Regions from separate parts of the Mus musculus genome. Here all the other regions are linked to region 1. Evidence: chromatin loops called from intact Hi-C (ENCODE). Cell type or tissue: left cerebral cortex. All regions are shown on one strand. Each heading gives the region's core, and the rest is flanking DNA. Links, peaks and the distances in the headings are about the cores only.

What was found. Peaks named below come from ENCODE experiments on the same cell type or tissue, not always from the same donor. Only the 100,000 strongest peaks of a DNase experiment are listed, where the experiment ranks them.
Region 2: it touches region 1 in a loop (2.3-fold over the local background); 5 of 42 quality-filtered maps call a loop at or near these places.
Region 3: it touches region 1 in a loop (6-fold over the local background); 2 of 42 quality-filtered maps call a loop at or near these places.

What each region holds. Positions count from the first base shown.
Region 1 is chr10:21,292,427-21,299,934 of GRCm38, reverse strand. It overlaps Hbs1l (Hbs1-like (S. cerevisiae)), which reads right to left and starts at 3,956. Exons shown (of 18, transcript NM_019702.2): 1 at 3,759-3,956; 2 at 692-757. The coding sequence starts at 3,801. In left cerebral cortex, for the core only: no CTCF peak of the experiment used is centred there; DNase peaks (open chromatin) are centred at 3,444 and 3,956; H3K4me3 peaks cover 1,952 bases; H3K27ac peaks cover 890 bases.
Region 2 is chr10:20,989,319-20,996,826 of GRCm38, reverse strand. All of the region lies in intron 15 of Ahi1 (Abelson helper integration site 1), which reads right to left. Among named protein-coding and RNA genes, the nearest start is that of Ahi1, 41 kb to the right of the region's middle. In left cerebral cortex, for the core only: a CTCF peak has its summit at 3,989 (motif pointing left); a DNase peak (open chromatin) is centred at 3,972.
Region 3 is chr10:20,311,340-20,318,847 of GRCm38, reverse strand. Bclaf1 (BCL2-associated transcription factor 1) reads right to left here and starts at 6,379. Exons shown (of 13, transcript NM_001025392.1): 1 at 6,244-6,379; 2 at 737-840. In left cerebral cortex, for the core only: CTCF peaks have their summits at 2,660, 2,860 (motif pointing left) and 3,849 (motif pointing left); DNase peaks (open chromatin) are centred at 2,779, 5,362 and 5,951; H3K4me3 peaks cover 1,586 bases; H3K27ac peaks cover 708 bases.

The DNA.
Region 1 (7,508 bases), core at 1,021-6,020:
TTCCTTGAAACGTCTCAGCTCTTACTGCACAAGCATGAGGGCCTGAATTCAATCCCTAATACCATCAATCAGGTGTAGTCATGTGTGTGTCTGTAACCACAGTGCTTTGGGTGGCAGAGACACAGGGTCTCTGAGTTGCTGGTCACCAGCCTAGCCCCACAGTTCAGTGAGAAATCCTGACATAAAGAACTAAGGGGAGAATGGGACAAGGCACCTGAGGTCTCTCTGCACTCTATGCACGTGCAGAAGCAGCATGCACCTAAACAAAGACAAACAAGACACACTTGCGCGCGCGCGCGCGCGCGCACACACACACACACACACACACACACACACAGAGAGAGAGAGAGAGAGAGAGAGAGAGAGAGAGAGAGAAAACAAAAATTATTCATGGGTAAAGAAAGAAACTCTTGTAGGTGAACTCGGTGGGGGCATATTTACTTACAAATCCATCCAAATATGACCAAAGCTGGAGGACCACCAGGAGTTCAAGGCCACCCTGGCCTATTTTTGGTTTTCAAATAATCTATTTTAAGTGTTAACATGTGTGTATAAAGACATACACACACATAAGCATCTTTTTCAACATTACATATTATAGTCTCATGAACATTCTGGTCCAGGATGACAATCATGCTTACTTGAATGTTTAGACAGCTAAGTCACAGAAATCCCTTGCTGAACAACGTACCTGTTGATGGTGAGATACAGTAGTCATCCTCCACAGACTGCCCATACAGATCATCATCTTCAAAATCTACAAGACAAACACAGGACTTTACAAGACAATCAGCCTTTTATATCCGTGAGGAAACACCTGGACTAGCTACAAAGCAAGTTAACATATCAATTTTCAAGGGGGTTGAAATGTCTACTTTTCTACAAATTCTAAGAACTTTTCCCACAAAAAAGTTATTCATTAACAATCTATGTTATTGACAATCTATACTTTAAAAACATACATATGTCTTTTGCTTTTAAGTTAATTGGGCTCTATTTAATTTTCTCACATTCCTCCTTCCATCTAACCACACATCTTTACAGAAGTGGTAAGCACAGGGTATACAAGCAACCATACAGACATTGTTTGTGGGGATCGAGGATGGCTAACTTTGGTGACTGCTAACTGGCCTCAAAGAATATGTTTTGTTGAGCTTTTCCTAAGGTTGTTCTTTCTCTAGGTAAGCAAGCTCCCAGAAGTCTTCCCCACCACCTTTACCTTCCAACAGCTGCCTCTCATTTCTTTTCTTCCAAGTACAAGATGTGTTTCAAAGCACGAGAAATCACAGCTCCTTCCTGGCAAACGTTTTTAAGTCCCTGGCATACACGGACCACTAACTTAATGTGTTTATAGGTTAACAAATCAAAGGACTTTAAAACTGCAAGGAACATATATAAATTTATAGCAGAGGCTACTATGGAGACACTTCAGTACTTAAGAGAAGAGCACACACTCCCAGTTCTCTTAATGCCAAAAATCTCACAAACCAGAAAAGGGTGATCACAGACTCCACGAAGATTAGGCATCATGAAATACGGAGCATATGGGAACACACATGAGCAAAATGAGAACTTCCCCAGGAAGAGAACATCCAAACCAACTCTAACGGACAGAGGTAGCCAGTTTTCTAGGGCATGCAGGCAGCAGGAACAACATGCTTAAAGGCCAAGACCAAGGGCTGTGGCAAAGAAAATTTGTGTGACTGCTTTAACTGGATAAAAACATGTAAGATTAAATTAAATCAGAATGTAATCCCAAATTTAAATTTCACTCATAACCCCAAAACATACATCTTTAGATATTATAAATCACTTTTGCTAGTTCGGTGAACCTCAAGCATGACAATATACAAATATGAAGAGAACTCTTCCCGTGGTCTTCCTAAAGTGCTTCACTTCTTCAACAAAACATTGGAGGGATTTACTACACGTAAGGTATCCCACCACGCCTGAAGCAGACATACAATTAAAGGCTGTTAAACTATGGGAGAGAGTCTGCAAACATAGCTCGGCTGCTCTCCCTTTATGCACAGTCCTAGGTTCCAACAGCACTGTATAAACCAGGCCTGCCAGCCCATCATCTGGTACTTGGGAGACAGAATCAGAGGCAGAAAGATTATGTTCATCACCCTTGGCTATACCGCGATGACAAGTCCAACAGGGGCTACATGAAACTGTCTCAAAACAAAAACCTATAGATAGAGGCAGTCCTGAAAAGTACTTGGAATTAAACGGTAAAGTAACGCAGGTGTTACACAGAGGAGCCAACAGGTTTTTTGTCCACAGACTAACTCTAATGAAATTAGAATACTTTTGTGAAGTTTTAATTACTGAAAGCCCAAAAGGAAGCCTAACTGGGAAGAAGAAAATGGAAAATGAACTTTTATGAACAGGAAGGGAGGAACATCCCAAGACAGGCTACGCTTGCTTATGATGTCACTGATTGTTACAAAGGAATCAAACCTGACCTCAGGTAGCCAAGGTAAGAAGGTATTCGGCACTCAGAGGCTACACAGAAATCCCAGCCCTTCCCTTCTAATTTAGACCCTCTCTTTTGCATCGTTTCTATATTACTGTCATCACACTGTGGAATCTCTCATGCTTTAACCAGCTGTTACTGTAAACAGTCCTCATGTGTTAAGCAGTACCCTTAAATAGTCAATTATCACTGGCTGAGGAAATATATTGGTAATAAATGTCCCTTATTTCACAGCTACACAATCTCTTCCAGACTAAAGTCATTTCTTAGTGGTAGTGGTCCACCAGGCCTTTTATACAGACACTATGTATTCTTACAGTGAATGCCTGCCAAGTAAGATATTCCAGGCAGACTGGGTCAAAGTCTCCAGATGCAGCCCAGGTTGTTGGTTGGTCAAACCTGTTGAGGACACTGAAGCTCACAATCCCCCCAAAGGGGGTGTTAATAACAACCGCCTGCGTAAACATTGCATCTTCTCCATTTTAAAAAGCAGCAGGTCTTTAGGATTCTTGCATCACTTTACATTTGTGTTTATTTTTAGCTTCTGTGATGCTAAATGATGCTTATTATCATCCACTCAATGCCAACAAACTGCGAGTCCCTTTTTCATGACCTCCCCGCTGGTGTTATTTTTCCATTTCCTTTTTAAAATCAATCTACATTAAGCACTGTTTGCCAATAACTGAATTTATACACCTGAACATCAGCAAATCGACCCAATTTCTTGAGCCCTTTTAAACAAGAATCTTTTCTGTTTCTCACGTCCCCAGTTTTGAAATCCGTTGGAAAAAAATGGAGCAGTCAAAAACGCAGGGACACGGGGACAACGAAATAAATCTGACGTTTGTAGTAGGCCGGCCGCAGGTAAGCGCTAAGCCAGCCTCTTTTCTAACTACGGCCTCGTGGGCTTGTCTGAAGGAGGGCTTATGAGACAGACGTCAGGAACTCATTGCGGGATCCCCGCAGGAAACAGGGAAAGAAGAGGTGACGCTTGGATACGAACAGCATCGGATCCCGACCTCGCCACACCTATGGGCCCTGGAGATGCTACACCCCTGCCCGGTCGGTGAACTAGCTCAGCTAGGAGGCAGACAACACGCCGGCTTCCTCCCCGGGTGTTCCTCTCAGGTCCTGCTCGCTCTCCGCCCGCTCCCTCTCCGCCGAAGATCCCATTGCGAGCGTGGCTCCGGGGTCCATGCTCGATTCCAGGGAGATGTAAAGCGGCCATGGAGACAGCTGGAAGAGCTAAGGTCACGGCCGGCGCGGCCTTACCACCCACCTTCATCGTAGTTATATCCCCGGACGTTCCGATGCCGGGCCATCGCGCACAGACGGCGCCTGCCGCCGTCCCTTCCAGAAAAACTCGGCTCAGAAACCGACGAGGCGCAGACCGCGGGCGGAACACCTCTGCCGCGCCATCTTGTCTTCCGCCAGGCCTCTGCGCCGAGCGTCCGCGCATGCGCGACGTCATACCTGCGCACTTGGCGACGGCAAGCTCTCGGGGTCACTGCGGGCCTCCCGGGAACGCGTGCGCGCTCGCGAACTGGCGGGGGGGGGGGGGGGGCGAGGTCCCGCCCACAAGCGAATTGACTGACGTGGACTTCAAGGCCAGAAATGAAGCAACCAGAGGGTTGTTGAGCGGGATCCTTCACCTACACCGGTTTTCAGGATTATTTCCCAACTTTGGTTTTTGATCATCTGAAAAGCTGCCTATTTCGCTCAGTAAAAACAAGGACTTTGTTTCAGCTTTTAAGCCTTAGTAAACACTATAGGCAATCAATAAACGTGTAAATTTGGCATAATAATTAGTCCAAGCTGTAGAGGGAACTTTTTGAATGAGTAATTTTAGCTTTGAAATGTAGCCACACTGGGTCAATATGCTTCGCATGTAACTCATGGCTTCAGGTATGGGCTCCATATTAAATTCATTAACAGCTCTGGTAAACAACTGTCTGACCTTAGCTTTGTAAAATATTTCATTAGCACGAATTAATTAAGAAGGAAGCCTTAGACATTGATTGAATACATAAATATGTGAACTTGCTAAGGGTGTTTAGTACAGCTTTTCAGACACAGAACTAGCCTTGGGTGCTTATGATGTAATAATAACACATAAATCTATAACCTGTTATTAAACATCCTTGTTTCATACAACATAAGGCTAATAATGCTGTGTAAAAAACATCAACCTTATTATCACACTGAACAAACCATTTTATTGTAGCTTGTGCTTTCAATGCCAAGACCTGGAATCAAAGGCGAATGTCTAACACCACCTTACTCAGCTTTTCTAATCCACAACAATGAGGATAACACAAATTAAATCCATATTTGTAAAGGGCTCAGATTTGAGTTCTGACTGACTACCCAATGGTGTTCTTAACTCACAATGTTTCATATGGCTCCAAGGCAAAACTTTATAGACAAAAAAAAAAAAAAGTAGATGCTAATTTTATGATTTTTAAGTGTTTTATTTTATACCTTTAAATAATTTCCACATTGCAGCCTATTTCTTTGTAAGTGAAGATATTATCTTATACATTATCAAATTCATAAATAATATTTGCCCATGTAAGAGGACTTAGCACAGGACATTAAGTGCTAAAGAGTACTAAATGTGCTGGACCTGGTGGCTCAATTCCTTTAATCTTGGTACTCTGTAGACAGGGACAGGAGGACCAGGAATTCAAGGTCATCCTTGGCTACACAGGGAGTTCCAGGCCAACCAGCACTGTTGAGACCCTGTCTCAACGTCACGTACATAAAACTTAAAAACCAGGGTCAGCTTCTATCCCACTGTAAACGTGAATGCTGTTAATTACAAGTCACTGATGCGGCTATTGAAGTAAATGAGTTATAAACCGACCACATAACTAGTAGGGTGAATAAGAAAACAATCCTGCCTCAGACATGACACATAACTTGGGTGTGTGGACCAGTCTGTTCTGTATTGATTCCTGAAAATGGTATATTATTTACACTTGTTAGTTTCCCTGGCAAGGTGACATAACTCAGAGTCACCTGGAAATTGCCTCATCAGAATTGTCCTGTGAGGCAATGTCTTGATTGATTGATGCAAAGAGTTTCCAGTCTGCTCTACAGGGCAACCTCCTTAGTAGTGGGGCCTGGGCTGTAAGAGAAAGCAAGCCAAGCATGAGCAGAAGAGCGGGCCTGTAAGCAGTTGCACCTGTAGTTCCTGCTTCAGTCTCTGCTTCAGTTTCTACCTTGATGTCCCTCAGTGATGGATTGTAACTTGAAAGTGTGGGGCTGGTGAGACGACTGATGAGTTAAGAGCACTGACTGTTCTTCCGGAGGTCCTGAGTTCAATTCCCAGCAACCACATGGTGGCTCACTACCATCTCTAATGGGATCTTATGCCCTCTTCTGGTGTGTCTGAAGACAGTGACAGTGTACCCATATACATTAAATAAATAAATCTTAAAACAAAACAAAACAAAAACAAAAACCAACAAACAAACAACCTTGGAAGTGTAAGCCAAATAAACCCTTTCCTCCCATAGTTGTTTTTTTGGTTTTGGTTTTTGTTTTTGTGGGTTTTTTTTGGTCAGAGTCTTTTAACACACTGTACTGGCTGGTTTTGTATCTACTTGACACAATCTAGAGAGAAAGGAGTCTCAGTTGAAGAAATATGTCCATGAGATCCAGCTGTAAGGCAGTGTTAAGTATTAAGCAGGTGAGAGTCTAGCCCACTGTGGGTGGTGCCATCCCTGGGCTGGTGGTCCTGGGTTCTATAAGAAAGCAAGCTGAGCAAGCCAGGGGAAGCAATCCAGTAAGCAGCATCCCTCCATGGCCTCTGCATCAGCTCCTGCCTCTAGGTTCATACCCTGTATGAGTTCCAGTCCTAGCTCTCTTTTGGTGATGATCAGCAATGTGGAAGTGTAAGCTGAATAAACCCTTTTCCCCCAACTTGCTTCTTGGTCCCGGTGTTTTGCTGCAGCAATAAAACCCTAAGACACACAGCAAAAGATAAAACTTGAAAGCTTCCTGTTGATAGTGGTACTGAGTAACTTTGAAAACCATAAACAGGACATATTTTAGGTCTATAATCTGGAATGTTTGCCCATATGTAAATGCCAGTGAAACCTCCAACCCCAATCAAGACAACATATGTAGACTCTCAAGCATTTCTATACAGAATATAAAAATATGAAAATGTCATGGGATCCTTCTGCTCCCACGGCTCCCTAACAAGGCCTTTGGCAACAGCAGATCAGCTTCTGTCACTAAAACTCCATTCGTATTTTTAAGACCTTCATGTAGAAGAAACCTGACAGTACGTGTTCTTTTTTATATCTTCATTTACTCAACTGTTTTGACATTCAGCCACAGAGGTCGGTCCTTGAATCAACAGCTTATTCCTTTTTCTTTCAGAAAGAATTCCACTGTGTAGAAGTGTAGGAGGAAGTGCCGGCATGACCGGACAGCCAGCCTCCTTGGAGTACTGCACTTCTGAGAAGCACGGCACACCACACACCTAAAGTCAGAACACTGGATTCTCAGGAAGCGTGAATAGCTGGTGTCTGTCCTGTGAAGAGTCTGCACTCTCCGTTTCACCTCTGTGTGCATCTTCTGCAGAGAGACCCTGGTGGTATGAGTGTTTACTATCCAGTCAAGGGTAATGTGCCAACCAATCACAGGACACAGCCCCAGCCCCACCCCCACGCCCTATTTAAGTGGTTGCTTGAGTGCACCAAAGCAGACGCTATTCCTTTAAACTGTCTCCACAGTGGTTTATCTCTGTGCCCTTTAGCAACCCATGGCCATTGCTCTCTTGTGAGGGATGCCCCAGTAATGAAAGCATAGAGAAATCACAATTTGTGTGTCTTCCATTAGTCTATTGAAACCCACTTTAGTTGTTTCCAGTGTTGACTACGACAAATAAGACGCTATGAGTATTCATAACAAATATTTGCATGAAAATAACATCTATCTTCCCTGAGTAAATACTCGACCACAGAATGGTTAAACGAGGTGATTATCATTTACCTTCTGGGAAAAGAGTGGCAGT
Region 2 (7,508 bases), core at 1,281-6,280, 300 kb after region 1:
CTCCTTTAATTATTCAAAGATAGCTTTAGAAAATAAGCAAGTGTAAAGCTGTAGAAAACCACCTAAAGAAAAGTGTCCCATGGGCTGGAATCGGGACGGTCTACCTCTACGGGGTGGGTGGGTTTCAGGCCGAGAAGTCAACAGAAAAACATGTTCCATGATTTCTGTAGTCTTCACATTGAAATTGTGCTACCAGCCTTTAGCTGCTTTCTTGCTGCAGGTAAAGCTGCATCTACAAACAGTCTGGCATGCTAATTTCCCAGATTTTCTGAGCTTTGTATTTGCAAACTACAGTTTCCTCTAACCGAGTGAATGAGCAGTCAAGGACAGTCAAGAACACATGTACTGGTGTCAGTAACAAGCTAACAGGCCTTAACTATCTTTTCTCTTACAGTTTTGATTCAACTGGATTTTTAAAATATTACAATACATTAAATATGTATTATGTTTTCTCTTTCAAAGAATTCCTAACTGGTAAAAACAGAAAAAGGCAGTGACAAAGTATGTTTCAAAATATTAAGATATATTTTACAATGTATTGTGAATTATAATTGTGAATTAAAATATTCTAAGTGGAGTAAAAAACAGAACTGCAAACTCTGGTGTTTGTTTCTATGGTGCCCTGTTAACATTTTATACAAACTCTTGGACTCCAAGCAGCCAAATCAGCACCCTCCTATGCTGTTAGCACCTCTAGTTCTATGAGGAGTTGCGCATTTACAGTCTGCAGACATAGTCACAAAGTGTACTAGACTACACTCCAAACAGAAACTGCTGGGAAGTTCTTCAGCTCCCCCACCCCCACCAGGAGATCTGCTTAAGACATATGCCTTTCTCACTGTAAAACAGTTGGTGATAGATGATTTTGGATTATCCTTCAAGCTGTATGCTTGTAACTATCTGCAGGTTACCACGTTACTTTTAGGTTCTGGTTAGAGACCATGCTGTAATTAGACAGCCCTATTTCTGCATTGTATCATTTTTCTTCTTTATACCAATGTACTTTGTATGTTTAAAACTTAGGTCTGATCTAACCTGCTATGTTAAAGCTCACAATTTTAATATTCTTATCCATACCCTTTCATCTCTTTCTGAGACATCCTTACATGCATGCATTATAGCAGGCTTGGAAAATACAGAGACTCCTTTTTGGGGTTCCGACTTCTTGGAGCTGAGCCAGTTACTGCAGGGAGCTAAGCTGCATGGCAGAGGAATGCACAGGGGTCACGAACCTGCAGGTGGCAACTGTATTTGTTTGATTGTTTTGAAGCCTATCCTTACAAGCTGTCTGCAAATCCCCTGCAGGAGGTACTATTCCCTTCCTGCTGTCTTCCTAGCCACATGGCACTCTTCAGCTGACAGTGTGTGGCATGCATTGCTACAGGAAAACCACTAGAACTCCCTGCTACAGCCTGGCTCATGGACTCTATTCATATCTAGCCCTCACATCTTGCTTTATGGTTTCAGTTATCATTACATAAAATATGGAGGTATAATAAATAAAGCATGTATAATTTTTATTTCACAGCTTAAAAAGCAGACGCATATAAAATTGGAAACTATGTGTTGAGGGTTGGGCAGATTGACAGTGTTTGTCAAGAGGCTCAGTCCCTCTGCAGATGCTCCTGCCATGCTGTTGTCTGCTTTGGGCTGTATCATTCCTTTAGAAGGCACACCTGTAAGCATACAAAGGCCCTGCTGTTTACACTCAAGGCCATCATGTACATGAAAATTTTCATATTTCCTTAGTCACTTAATGGTCTGGGCTTTGAAAGTCAAGAATCCATTATGTGAGAAACAGTAAATATTTCAGAATACAGGAAAGCAGTTTTGTCAGGCCTTCATCATCATGGTAGCTTTAATTTATAATTTCTTATAATAGGGTAAAAATCAATATTTAAAACTCCATCCTACAATCAGTACTACCTGTTATGGTGTGTTGGACTGTGAAAGGCAGTCTGTGTTCTGGTTGAGCGAAGCTTACTCCGGAGACCCAGTAGTAATTCTACAAGGGACGGAATAGTGAGCCACATTCCCAGACACAGGCACCTGACAACATGAGTCCTCAACTCCATAATCCTGTGACTATTGTCACACAGGCAATGTCCCAAGCTCCAGGTATTCTGGCTACAGTCAGGTAAGCTCCTCCCCCAGTTACCTAGCCACAGCAAGGTAGTACAGCACACTATAAAGGGGGCTGCTTGGCCCTTCCTCTCTCTTGCTTCTCTTGCTTTCTCTCTAGCCCTCTTGTTCCTTCTCTCCCCCTCCCTTCTCCCCTCTCTCCACGTGGCCATGGCCTGCCTCTACTTCTCTACCTGAAGCCATAGACTGCCTCCTTTCATCTAGACTCGCAGTGCTGGAGCGATGGAATAAGGCCTTCCCCTAAGAGCCTCCTCTAATCTCCCTCAAGAAGGCCTTTTAGCGTTTCCAGCTGCCAGGCTGGACCAAAGACCGTCACATGCGTGGGAACTACCCAGTGCCTTCTACCCCTGCCCCTTCTCCCTTTGGCCTCAGGGCAGAATGAGCTGCCCGCAGTGCCCCCACCCATTCTCAGCTCTTCTGTAGTATCCAGCGATGTCCTGCGATGCCCCGGAGCTAGAACCTGTCGACCCTGGCTTCCTTGAGGCCCAGGGACCCCGGACTGCTCCCTCTCCATCCCCGCAGACTGGGGTTCCGTGGCTTCCCACAGCCAAACGCCCACCCGGGCAGCATGGAGAGTGCACGGCAGTTCCCCCGGTTCCCCGCATCTGTCCGCCTAGAGCCCCGGAGCTCTGGTGGGACGTGGGTCATTTCTCCCATCCCCTTTATTTCCCCACGACTGGCGCCCGACAATGGTGTAATTTTCTGAAAGGATGAAAATTATAATATCTGAATTGGACTTTTAATCACATATGGAAGACATTAAATGATACATACGCTGTGGGTATTAAATTTATATCACCTAGGTATTATCCTGTGAAGACATTAGTCAGGCAGCCTGAAGTCAAATGGTAGTTTTACCCACAACTCTGTGACCTTAGGAGAGTTACTTCATTCTGTGGTGCCTTGGTTTCATCATCCATTAATAGTGACAATAATGAGATTTTTTCTCAAGTATTTGGGAAGTATTCTATAAGAAAGTACTTGATCTTAGCTATGACTGCCACTGTTCTCAATAATCCCAAATTCACTAGTGGTGCCATCTTATATTTTCATAAAATTCAAGAAATAACTCTTGGGCTGGTGAGATGACTCAGCAGGTAAGAGTACTGACTGCTCTTCTGAAGGGCCTGAGTTCAAATTCGAGCAACCACATGGTGGCTCACAACCACTTGTAATGAGATCTAACGCCCTCTTCTGGGGTGTCTGAAGACAGCTATAGTGTACTTATGGATAATAATAAATCTTTTAAAAAAGAAAAAAGAAATAACTCTATTCTGTAAGAAGTTTAATTCTTAATGCAAACACACACTGCCAAAGTCTATGCTAAACACAGTGCCTTATAAACACTATAGGCAATTAGCAACTTGAGAGATGGGGTCTCTAGCCTTGGAAGCTCTGTGTACCCAAGGATGACCTAGAAGTCATGACCCTCCTGTCTCTACCTTCCAAATACTGGGATTCCATGCATGTGCCTCCATGCTTGCCTGTAACAGAATTTTATGAACTTAAATGTGTCTATGTCCCTGAACTATGGGAGAGCATGCCACACTGTGAAAAATAAAGCTACCAGCATGACAAAGCAGATCACCGGTCTATTTCTGACTAGATCGTTTCCAGATCACTGAATTCCAGTTCTAAAGTCCTTGTAGAAGTCATTGTAGAAATGGCTTTTAGTTTGACTAAAGGTTGTCGGGTGTGTAATCACCTCTGTAAACAGGAGAAAGGACCAGCAATGAGCAGGTAAACTGAGTCCAACCCTTGGGTTTACAGCTCAAGTGAGCCTGGTGCATAACAGGTGCTGGGAAAGGTCTGCACTGCCACAGAAAGGGACACTGCCACCTAGTGAGAACTCAGGCTCATTACCTGGGGTTAGCAATTTTAAGAGGTTGCCAAACAGACTTGACTCTACTTAACATACACAGTCATGTATGTCAGCATTCAGGCTAGGTGCTGATAATAAACAAATAAACAAGCCTACATCTTTGCTTCCTACAAGGTATAAAAATTCCACAAAAATTACATATTCCAGAGAAACTGATACTATAGAGAAAAGTTTTACCATTTGAAACCTAATATAGCAGGTCGTTTGCTAATAAATTTAGAAGGCAAATAAGAGTATAAATTTTGGCTGAGCGATAGTGGTGTATGCCTTTGATCTTAGACAGAGGCAGGTGGATCTTTGAGTTCCAGGGTAGACTGACCTATGGAGTGAGTTCCAAGATAGCCAGGGCTACAAAGAGAAGCCCTGCCTCAAATAAACAAAACAAAACAAAACACAAACAAACAAAACATAAACCAGTTCTCAGTGATTCAACTCCTAGATCCTGTAAAACTGTAAAAACACTTATGTCATAAAACCATAGTGAAAAATTTTAAACAGATATATTCATAGTGTTAATACATAGTGCTGTTAGGTACTAATAATTCTTAAATGTGCAAAAACATCCTAGAGACATAAGTAGACAAACACTGTTTAATAACAGAATATTTATTGCTAACGCCTGGCTTCATGGAGTTAATTCAGCAGAAACCGTTTCTCTGAGATGTACTTTGTTGTGGGAACCCTCGATGCACATTATTTGTGGTACGCGGTGACTAAACTTTGTATTACTAGATGATTAACCCTTTCAAAATCAGACAAATAAAACTGCCTTCTGAAAGTAAAAATTACACTTCTTACAAAAAAAAAGCAAAACTTCAGTAGAACGAGGGACTCAAAGACCACAAGCTGAACATGCGCTCAGCAGGAGAGACCCTTGCTGACTCTCACAGATTCTGCTGGGACGGAAAGACGGCTGATACATTTAGCTACCACTGTGGTCTCGCTTGGAGCTGATTTAACTTACAAAAAAAAAAAAAAAAAGAACTTGCTTCTTTTTCCTTGAATATTTCAGAAGCTATTTTAAAAGTAACTTAGCTGTTCTGTTTCTTTTGAACTTTTTATCATTAAAACTCAGTAAAACCACATGTGAACTTCATTCTGAGAAAACACAGTTTGAGCAAAATATCCATGTGTTAAAAAAATATAGGGCAAAACTGTAATAGGTTAATTAAACATTAAAAATTTTAGTAAAAAACTAATGATTATTTGAACTACTGATTGTAGCCTATATTCAATGAGTAAAACACTCAGAGACTAAAATAACTCTCATTTGTTTTGTACCTATACCACTAAAAAGAGTTGTGCCAGATTTTAGATGTCTTGAAGTTATCTTACTTCTTCCTAAGCTTCCCCTTTTTAAAAATAGGCGACAAAGAGCCTGGGAAATATGGTGAAACATTTTGAGCTTTAAACATTTTTTTTTGGCAAGGTATATGCATTTATCAAAAATTGTTTTAAATGTGTTACATAAAATAAGTAATTCCATATTCTGTTATTCTCATATCATCATTTCTGAGATGCTCACCCAAATCCATGCTCCTGCATCTAAGACAATGTGGCTCTAACGTGCGTTAGCTGTGTGTATTAAATGCAATACAGTTGGCCAGGTATGGCATCCGGGTTAGTGGATAAATGGAAAAGGCTGAGTAACGGTGTAAAGGGAGAAACATCATCTTCTCAACTCCACAGACAAGTGCTTGTGAGCACGGTAAAGTGTGGATTCCTGTACCCTGACTGGCTACTGGTAGATGAGCTTTATAAACACAAGTGTTAATTCTGGGTCTTCTAGTAGAGCGCCTTTCACTTCACAAGGCTCCCTCACAGCCACCGGCTCATTCCTTGGAGCTCTTGATGAAAGGATGGAGGGTCAGAAGGGCAGGGGGCATTAGCCAAGGTCCCTAAAGTGACCACAACAGGAACCTGAGCTCCATGCCACTGTCCAGCTAAAGCCACTTGCTCTTCTGAGTCAGAAAGCCCTTCTAGCAACAGGAAGCTACTGAAGGACAAGACAGAGCGGAACTTAGCTAATCTTTGCAGTGAAAATTTCAAAAGTCTAAAAGAAAGCAAATTATAAACTGAATGAAGATGGTTGTGAAATCTCCTAAGAGTCTGAGGCAATAACTGTGCTTTCTTTTCCTGGAGAATAGTTCCAATTGTACAGTAATGGCCATGATTCTCCTTGTCTATGGGAAAAGTAGGATGGGGCAAACAGTTGTTTCAGGGTACTCATTACAATGAGACAAGACTGGGCGCTGACTGAAGAACTCAGTAACAGATGCAGTAGCAGCCCTGCCAACAGCTGCTAATGAATGGAAATGGCAGGCATTGCCTGGAAACTCTATCACTAGCAACAGCATCTTATAAACTTGGGTATAAGTTGCAGAAACCATTTCTTCTCTATAAGGATCAGTAAGATAAACCTTCTTTTTCTGCATTCTTTAAGACAATTCACTGGAAAAATGCATAATGCACTCTGTACCATGAACAAAACCTTCAGGTTTATGATAGCTCAATTGTCTAATCACATCTATCAGAGCATTAGATAAGCCAACATGTAGTGATTTAATAAATTTAGCTTTGTTATTCCATTGAAGCATTTGTTCATAGCTATATTACTATAACATATACAAATGTATGCCGACATGTGTATAAATAGCATGCATGTATGCTATGCTAGCTTACAAAAATACTGAATCATGTTATGTCATAATCAACTAAAGCAAAGAAACTAATAAAGATCTTATATTTTTATACAACTATATATGAAGGTTATAAAATATTGATTTTTGAGAAAGATTAACAACTAGAAAAGAAAAATACTAATTTCAGAATAGAAAATAAGTATTTAAGAAACAAGATAAACCCCAATTATTCTCAGAATGCATCTTAATTCCTAAAAAAGTAGATCCAAAGTTTTATCATCCTTACGGTAGGCATACGGAATCTTTACAGTTGAGAACATCAGACTCCATTTTCATCACAGTTAAAAATCTATCTATCTCTTATATTAAATTTTCCTAACTAAAATTTACCAAAGCTATTTGCTTAAAAAAAATAAAATCACAGAATATGAAATTAGGTTAAACCAGCTTGCTGTCTTGTAATCCTAAAACTCAGGAGCCAGAAACAAGAGGGCTGCCTTAAGTTCAAGGCTCCCTAAACTTACAAAATACATTCAAAGCTAGCCTGAGCTACAGAGATCCTGTCTCAAAACAAAACAAAAAAGTCAAAACACATAAATAAAAACCTCCAAACCAAACAAATCTCCTAACATACAAATAAGACCCAAATAACAAAACAACTCACTATGCAACTAAAACATTTTTAAAGTTCATATTTTGTGAACCACTTAAATTAAGTTGATACAGTCCTAATTCTATATGGATTTCATTTATTTATTTTGATTCCAACACAGTACAGTCATGTGTTTTCTTTTTCTTTTTTTTTTTTTAAGATTTATTTATTTATTATATGTAAGTACACT
Region 3 (7,508 bases), core at 1,281-6,280, 980 kb after region 1:
CATAAGACTCAATTTATTAACTTTGTAAAGGCCTGTGTTTCTCACATATTTAAATTTTAATATCATTAAATAATTCTGAAGGTACTTATTTGTTTAGAGTTTGAGGTTACAAGATAAAAAGGTAAGCCAAGAGTGATGGCACAGGCCTTTACCCCATACTGGGAACACAGAAGCAGCTGGATCCCAGAGTTCAAGGCTACCCTGGTCTACACAGTGAGTTCTAGGACAGCCAGGGTTATAGTCCCAACAAAACCAAAATAAGCTAAGCAATTAAATGACTTGGGCACAATGAGAAAGGTGTGTCATCCCAGTACCAGGTACTCAGTAGGGCTCCACAGCAAAACCTTGTCTCAAAGGATGGCAGTGGTAGTTGTTTTGGTTCTAAATGGCATTTTGTGTCCTAAGCCTTCTTACAAAGTATTTCTAGAAGTGGGGAAAAGGTAATATACAATGAAAGGGAAAAAAAATATTTTTTCTTAAAACTAACTCAAAATCTGAGTTTACAGAAGGTAACACACTCCCCACCAAAAAAAAAAGAAGAAGAAGAGAGAGAAATGCCCCCAGGGTACCTGGGGTTGAACCCAGGGCCTTGTGCTCATTAGGCAAGAACCCTACTTCTTGAGCCACCTCCATGGCCAGTTTCTAACCCTCTTAATCACTTCATCTGATTCAGGTTGACCGTCAAGTTTCTCAACTTAGTCACAAGTAAAACCTAGAGAACATAAATGTCTTTTACCTTGGGCTTTCTGCAGGATCCAGAAGTCAGTGATGTCTTTGAGACACTACCAAGATTCTTCTTGTAGAAAATGTTATGGGAAACTAAACTCTAAATTCAAATACCTAAGCAAAAATTAAATAAAAAAAAGAGAAGTTTGAGTTTATGGTAAACCAGATATGCATTGGTTATAATACACATATTAGGCATACTCCAGTACTGAAATTATCGGCATGTACCTTGCCTGACTTGGGTAGCAATAAGCGTTTGATCATAATTTAACTAAGGAGACCATGGTGGCAAACAATCCTAGCACTTGCCAAGCTGAACAGGAGAATGGTGATTGAGTTTAGCCTGAGCTATGATATAGCAACAGCCTATGTGACAAAAGAGGACAGAGATATGGCTCATCGTGCACTAGCTGCTATTCTCTGCTATGACCGTTCAATTCTCAGAACCCAAATGGTCATTCACGCCCCTCCCCCACCCGCCGCTATCTCCAGTTCCAAGGGATCTGACACCCTCTTCAGACCTCCAAAAGCAACAAGCAGGAACCTGGTACAGACCTACATGCAGACAAACATAAAATAAAATAATTAAACCAACAATAATACCTATAATCCACAAATTAGGGCAAAAAGGCAGAGATTCAGTCTAAGTTCATCCTCAGTTATACAGTGAGTTTGGAGCTCCTAGGCTACAAGAGATCCCACAAACACAACTGTCAAAAAAAGGAAAAAAAAACTGTCTACTTACAACACAGCAGAGTATCATGTAACTGATACCTGAATTTTAACTACAGTCACCTGACCTTTACAGAACAAATGTCATTACAGCCTGCAGCTATATGTAATAATGCTGTAAATAATAATGTATGTAATAATGCTGTATTTTCTAACACCTACAACAGCTTAATACTCTGTTCATTTCCTTAAAACTTCCTTTTATCTAAAACCAACTTTTAAGAATTCCTTCAACTGCAAGCACAGTAACAAAGTCTTACACAAGAATCTGATTAACCATCTAAGAAACAGGCCAAGGCCAGGAGGTGGTGGCGCACGCCTTCAATCCCAGCACTTGGGAGGCAGAGGCAGGTGGATTTCTGAATTCGAGGCCAGCCTGATCTACAGAGTGAGTTCCAGGACAACCACGGCTACACAGAGAAACCCTGCCTCAAAAAGCCAAATGAATGAATGAATGAATCCATAAATATCTTAGAACCTTTTTTGGAATAATGTGTAAAAGTGGCCAGAAAACAAGTGACTTCAAGCGTGGTGACAAATACTTCCAAAGCCTGGGCTACCTCAAAAAGTTAAAAAGAAAAAAAAATTGTTGTAAAGGCATTGTATGTATCCCATCTATAAATCCAGTCTCTTGTCCTAGGACTCAAAAGGCAGAGACAAGAGTATCCCAACAAGTTCAAGAACAGTTCAGTCCATAGCGAAGGCTCTCAGTTAAGTTCAGTCTATAGAGAAGGCTCTCAGTTAAGGCTAATCAAGTTAGAGCTTCCTCAAAAACAAAATTTTAAAAACAAAAACAAAACAACAAACAAAAACAAAAAACTAACACAAAGCTGCTTACAATTTCAAACATAAGTCTTCATTTAGCAATATTAGCACCCAAACTTAAAGCAAATTACTGCCATCACATCTTTTAAAATAGAAAAATACACCGTAGCTAATACTCACTCATTAAATGACAGCTCAACATTTGGTATCTTGATCTCTTTCAATCTTTGTATAAAATAAGGTATTTGCAAGTTTATGGTTAAATAATAAATAGAAAAGGCTAACCCGGCACATGGTGTGTGCTCTGCCATTAGTTATAATTTCTGGTTAGCCTTTTTATAGGGTTTCTACAGGCTACCCATAATTTATTTCAAAAACTTGTCTATTTAAGCTTTTTCCTATGTTTTCAATATAGTATTAACAAGTATTCTATAAAAGTCATTCCAGGGATGTTTAATAAAATGTTTGCAAGTTTGATTTAAAATGTATCACAGTGGCTCAGTGGGTAAGAGCACCCGACTGCTCTTCCGAAGAAATCCCAGCAACCACATGGTGGCTCACAACCATCCCTAACGAGATCTGACTCCCTCTTCTGGAGTGTCTGAAGACAGCTACAGTGTACTTACATATAATAAATAAATAAATCTAAAAAAAAATAAAAAAATAAAAAAATAAAATAAAATAAAATGTATCACAGAATAAACAAACAAAATACAAAATTCTGAAAATAAGCAGAATATGGAAATCCACTTAATTATCTTAGCTGTTGATTTATTTGGTTTTTTGAAACAGGGTTTCTCTATACACCCCTGGCTGTCCTGGAATTCACTCTATGGACAGGCTGGCTTCAAACTCAAAGACCCTCCAGCCTGCCTCTGAGTGCTGGGATTATAGGCTTGAGCGAATATACCCGGCTGTTTTACTTTTGTACCAAAAGCCTTCCATAATAAAAAGCAAAATAGATTAGTCACACACTTTTAGTTTGGTCCAGCTACTTATCACCCTGGTCTTTTTTTTTTTTGTTTGTTTGGTTTTTTTTTTTAAAGACTGAACTAAGAACCACGGCACATTCTAAACCAAGCTGTGCCACTCCTGGCTTATGTAGTCTTAAGTTTTACACCTTTTGGGGGTTCCATCTACAAAAATAGAGAAATAATGAATTAAGTAAATTGGTGTTAGAAAGCCCTAAACTGGGCTGGAGAGCTGGTTCGACAGTTAAGAGCACTGACTGAGGCCGGGCGTGGTGGCGCACACCTTTAATCCCAGCACTCGGGAGGCAGAGGCAGGCGGACTTCTGAGTTCGAGGCCAGCCTAGTCTACAAAGTGAGTTCCAGGACAGCCAGAACTATACAGAGAAACCCTGTCTCGAAAAACCAAAAAAAAAAAAAGCACTGACTGCTCTTCCAGAGGTCCCGAGTTCAATTTCCAACATCTGTAATGAGATCTCATGCCCTCTTTTGGTGTGTCTGAAGACAGCTACAGTGTACTAATATACATAAAATGAGCCTTAAAAAAAAAAAAAAAAGTCGGGCTAGAGATGGCTCAGCAGTTAGGAGCACTGACTGCTCTTCCAAAGATCCTGAGTTCAATTCCCAGCAACCACATGGTGGCTCACAGCCATCCTTAATGAGACCTGGCGCCCTCTTCTGGTGCATCTGAATAATAAATAAATAAATCTATAAAAAAAAGTCCTAAGACATTAAGTAAGATCAATATTATTACTTATAAAGTTCACAGACTTATTTTCAATGTTGAATCAAAAATATTAAATGCCTATAACTCAAATACTCAGTGTTTTTAAGATTGTTTAAGAAGCTAGAACCAGCAACACACAAACCCATATCCTCCAACCACAACCACTTACAATTACTACTCAGAGATACAATGATCTTCTAGATTCTCTTATTAACCAGTACAATTGCTACCCAGAGATATACTGGTCTTCTAGATTCTCTCATTAACCAATCATAAAAATTACACAGCAGATTTCAGATAGTGGATAGTATTCCATCAATGATTTCAAATACAGTTCCTGGGAATTACCAATCAAAAGATCTATATAAACAACTGGAAAAAGCTTTCTCCACTTATTTTACATCACAGATAATCTAATGCAGCTTAGTTTGCTTGCTCCCCACAATAAGTTTTTCAATAAATTCAACTAGATACTAGCCTAAAAAGCAGTGCTTTTTCCAGATCGGCTTTCAAGTCCTAAAATTAACTTCTGCTTTCTAAGACAAAAGTCAACTCTAGGACAGGGGATATGCTTAGCTGACAGAGCTTTTCAGCACACACAAAGCCCCGGGTTTGATTCTCAGCACCACATACACTGGGTATGTATGGTGGCTGGAGCCTGTTATTCCAACACTGGAAATCTCAGCTGTTTACTAAAAACGACTTTAGAGACATCCTTCCCAGCACACTACCCTGAATTTGGTTAGAATCACACAAAAAATGCAAACTGGTAAGTCTTTAAAGGTCCTTTATTGCGTAACAGTACCAACTATCCCAGTTAGGGCTAATCTAGAATACAAGCTCATAGTGAGGACAAGACATTTTGTTCTACGATTCCCTTTTAATACAAAAATATATATGCTGTACCAACAGGATGTGAGTCTGAAGTGACTAACAGGTTTTTTTTCCCTTTCAATTTTTCTCCTTTTCAATTCTAATAGAAAACTTTAAATTTAAAGGTAGAAAGTACAGGTCCTCACTTTAACTAGATAAACTTAAAATATGTTGGGTATGAATTTGCACATCTATAACCCAAACACATATATACATGGAGAACCCGTAGTTCGAAGCCACTTGGACCCAAGAAGATCGTCTAGGGTACAGAAATCCAATATTCTGGTCACTCCCCAGACCAAGAAAACAAATCTTAAAACTCAGCTGGGGTGACGAAGAAGTGACGAAAAAAAAATACTATTATCCCACCACTCCCGAAGCTAAGGCAGGAGATTAACTGGGAGTTCAAGGCCAGCACTGAGTGACAGAACTATAACCTTCTTCCTTCACCCATTTATCCCCCCAATCACCGCTGCCAATATCCTCAATTTCTAAAGTGTGCTAACTCTTACCAAAAAAGGTAGCCGGGGCGGTGGTGGCGCACGCCTTTAATCCCAACACTTGGGAGGCAGAGGCAGGCGGATTTCTGTTCGAGGCCAGCCTGGTCTACAGAGTGAGTTCCAGGACAGCCAGGGCTACACAGAGAAACCCTGTCTGGAAAAACAAGAAAAAAAAAAAAAAAAAAAGGTATGTCAGCGCTTGGATTACTGAGAAAGGGCCCCTCTCTTAGTCGCATCCCGCTAGAAACTGGAACTACGCACCTACTGATCGGCTACAACAGTGAGTTGGTAGGGAGCCAAAACGAAAAACTTTGGCGCCAACACCCAGGTGTCTGCTACAAACAGATCGAAAGCCTTCATCTGATTAAGCCTGGCCTAAACCGACATATGTACCCCATAGAGGCGAGGGAGGCGGCTTAACCGCCACGCACGACGTGGCTGATTCCGTTGCTTAACTTTGTCGCAGCTCGCCGTTATCTCCTCCGAGTCCCAAAGGCTAGGACCAGGAAGGAAGACGCCTCCCCCAAGGCCAACAACAAGCAAGGCTCGGAAACTAACACACGCGGCGGCGTTGCCATGGGCAGGGAAGAAAGGGGAAAAAAGCACGCGTGCGCAGAGCCCTGGGCCGGGCGCGCGCAGGAGTCCCAGCCGAGGCCGTGGGGGAAGGGTCGGCGAGCGGTTTGCGCACGCGCACGCCGAGGCCTCCCGGGCTCCGGCCCCGAGCCAGGTTCGCAGCCCGGCCCGCTGGTGGCGCAGCTCCCCCATCCCCCCACCCCGGCGGCCCGCGGCGCCTTCCAGACCCGAGGGAGCGAGGAGGAAAACGCACGAGTAACGGCTCGGGGTCCCCGTTCCCGCCGCCGACCCGTCACCACGCGTCAGAGTTGTCGATACCCAACCGCCCTGTCGCCTCGGCTTTCTCCTTTGAGTGACTCGAATGCGGCGCGAGGCCTACCTGACACGCCGAAGCACGATGTGCGTGCAGGGTTTACCTCCGTGCTAACTACACAGCGGCCATTTCCCGACTCCAGAAGGAGAGGAAGACCATAGAGGCGGCCTCGTCGCGCTAGCTCGGCTCCGTCACTTCCGACTTGGGGCGTGGCCTTCCAGGCCGCTAAATCGCTAGGCAGGCCCCTCCCACCGTCCCGCCCAGGCGCGACTGGCGAACCGCGGTTGAGTGTAGCCCAAGGCTTTCTGGGAAGTCTCGTTGCCCGGTCTCGCGAGGTGTAGCCGACAGGGGGTGGGACAAGGGTGGGGCGGGCCCTGAAGGGCTGGCTGGCTTCTCCGCAGGCGGCTCGGCTTTGTTCGAAGAACAGTCGAGACTGATGTCCCCTGACTTCCGAGCCGCTGTTAGCGAGCCTGGCTCCTTCTGAGGCGGCGACCCAGAGCACGCCAGAAGCTCTCTCACTGAGGAAAAGGCCGGAAAACCGACGACGCAGGGCTGCGTCTGCCCGGAAGCGCCGTCCCTCGGACGCCTAACATGACAGTTACAAGGCAGTCTCTGCCGAGTGGCTTCGGGTGAACTCGCCCCCCGCCCCCTCCCGGGCCGATCGTGAGACTTGGATCGGCTGGGCGACTGCGTCACGGAATGGCTCTTAACTTCCCGGGCGCCGGAGCCTGGCCCCTGAGGCTTTCTCAGAGTTTTGTACGGATCCGGAAACCTCACGCCCTAACTGGATCTGCCAGAATCAGATTATAAACGAAGAAGCCAGGATTGAATTGAAGCAAGTTGCAGACATATTTACCTGCTGTTCTTACCAAAGCAGGACCACTCAAGGGACTAAAGCCGTTATTACGGTGTGATATTTTAGGACAACGTTAAATTCCTTGAAGGATTTCAAAGCTGTAATTGGCAGCCTGTCAGTTAAGTTCAGCATTAGAGTTTGATTCTGATCTTTAACCTTGTTCAGGGCAGCCTGTCCTCACAATCCACTCCACAGTGGAGGAAGTACCTGACTGACCAATGAATCCTGATTTTGATTGTATTTTAATTGGGCAATTGCTCCGCACCCAGCTCCCACTACCATGGTGGAAGCTATGATCTGCGCTATATGCGGGACCCTGATAGGTCTAAAGCATAAAGTAGGAGCTCAGAAAATACTTGTCAAGTAGGTGAGCTGTATTTACATGAAGCACAAAGACAGCACAACTGTGCTATTTTATATTAATGAGACAGCAGGGGCCAATAGCTCTTAATCTATTCAAAATACCAAAATCTAA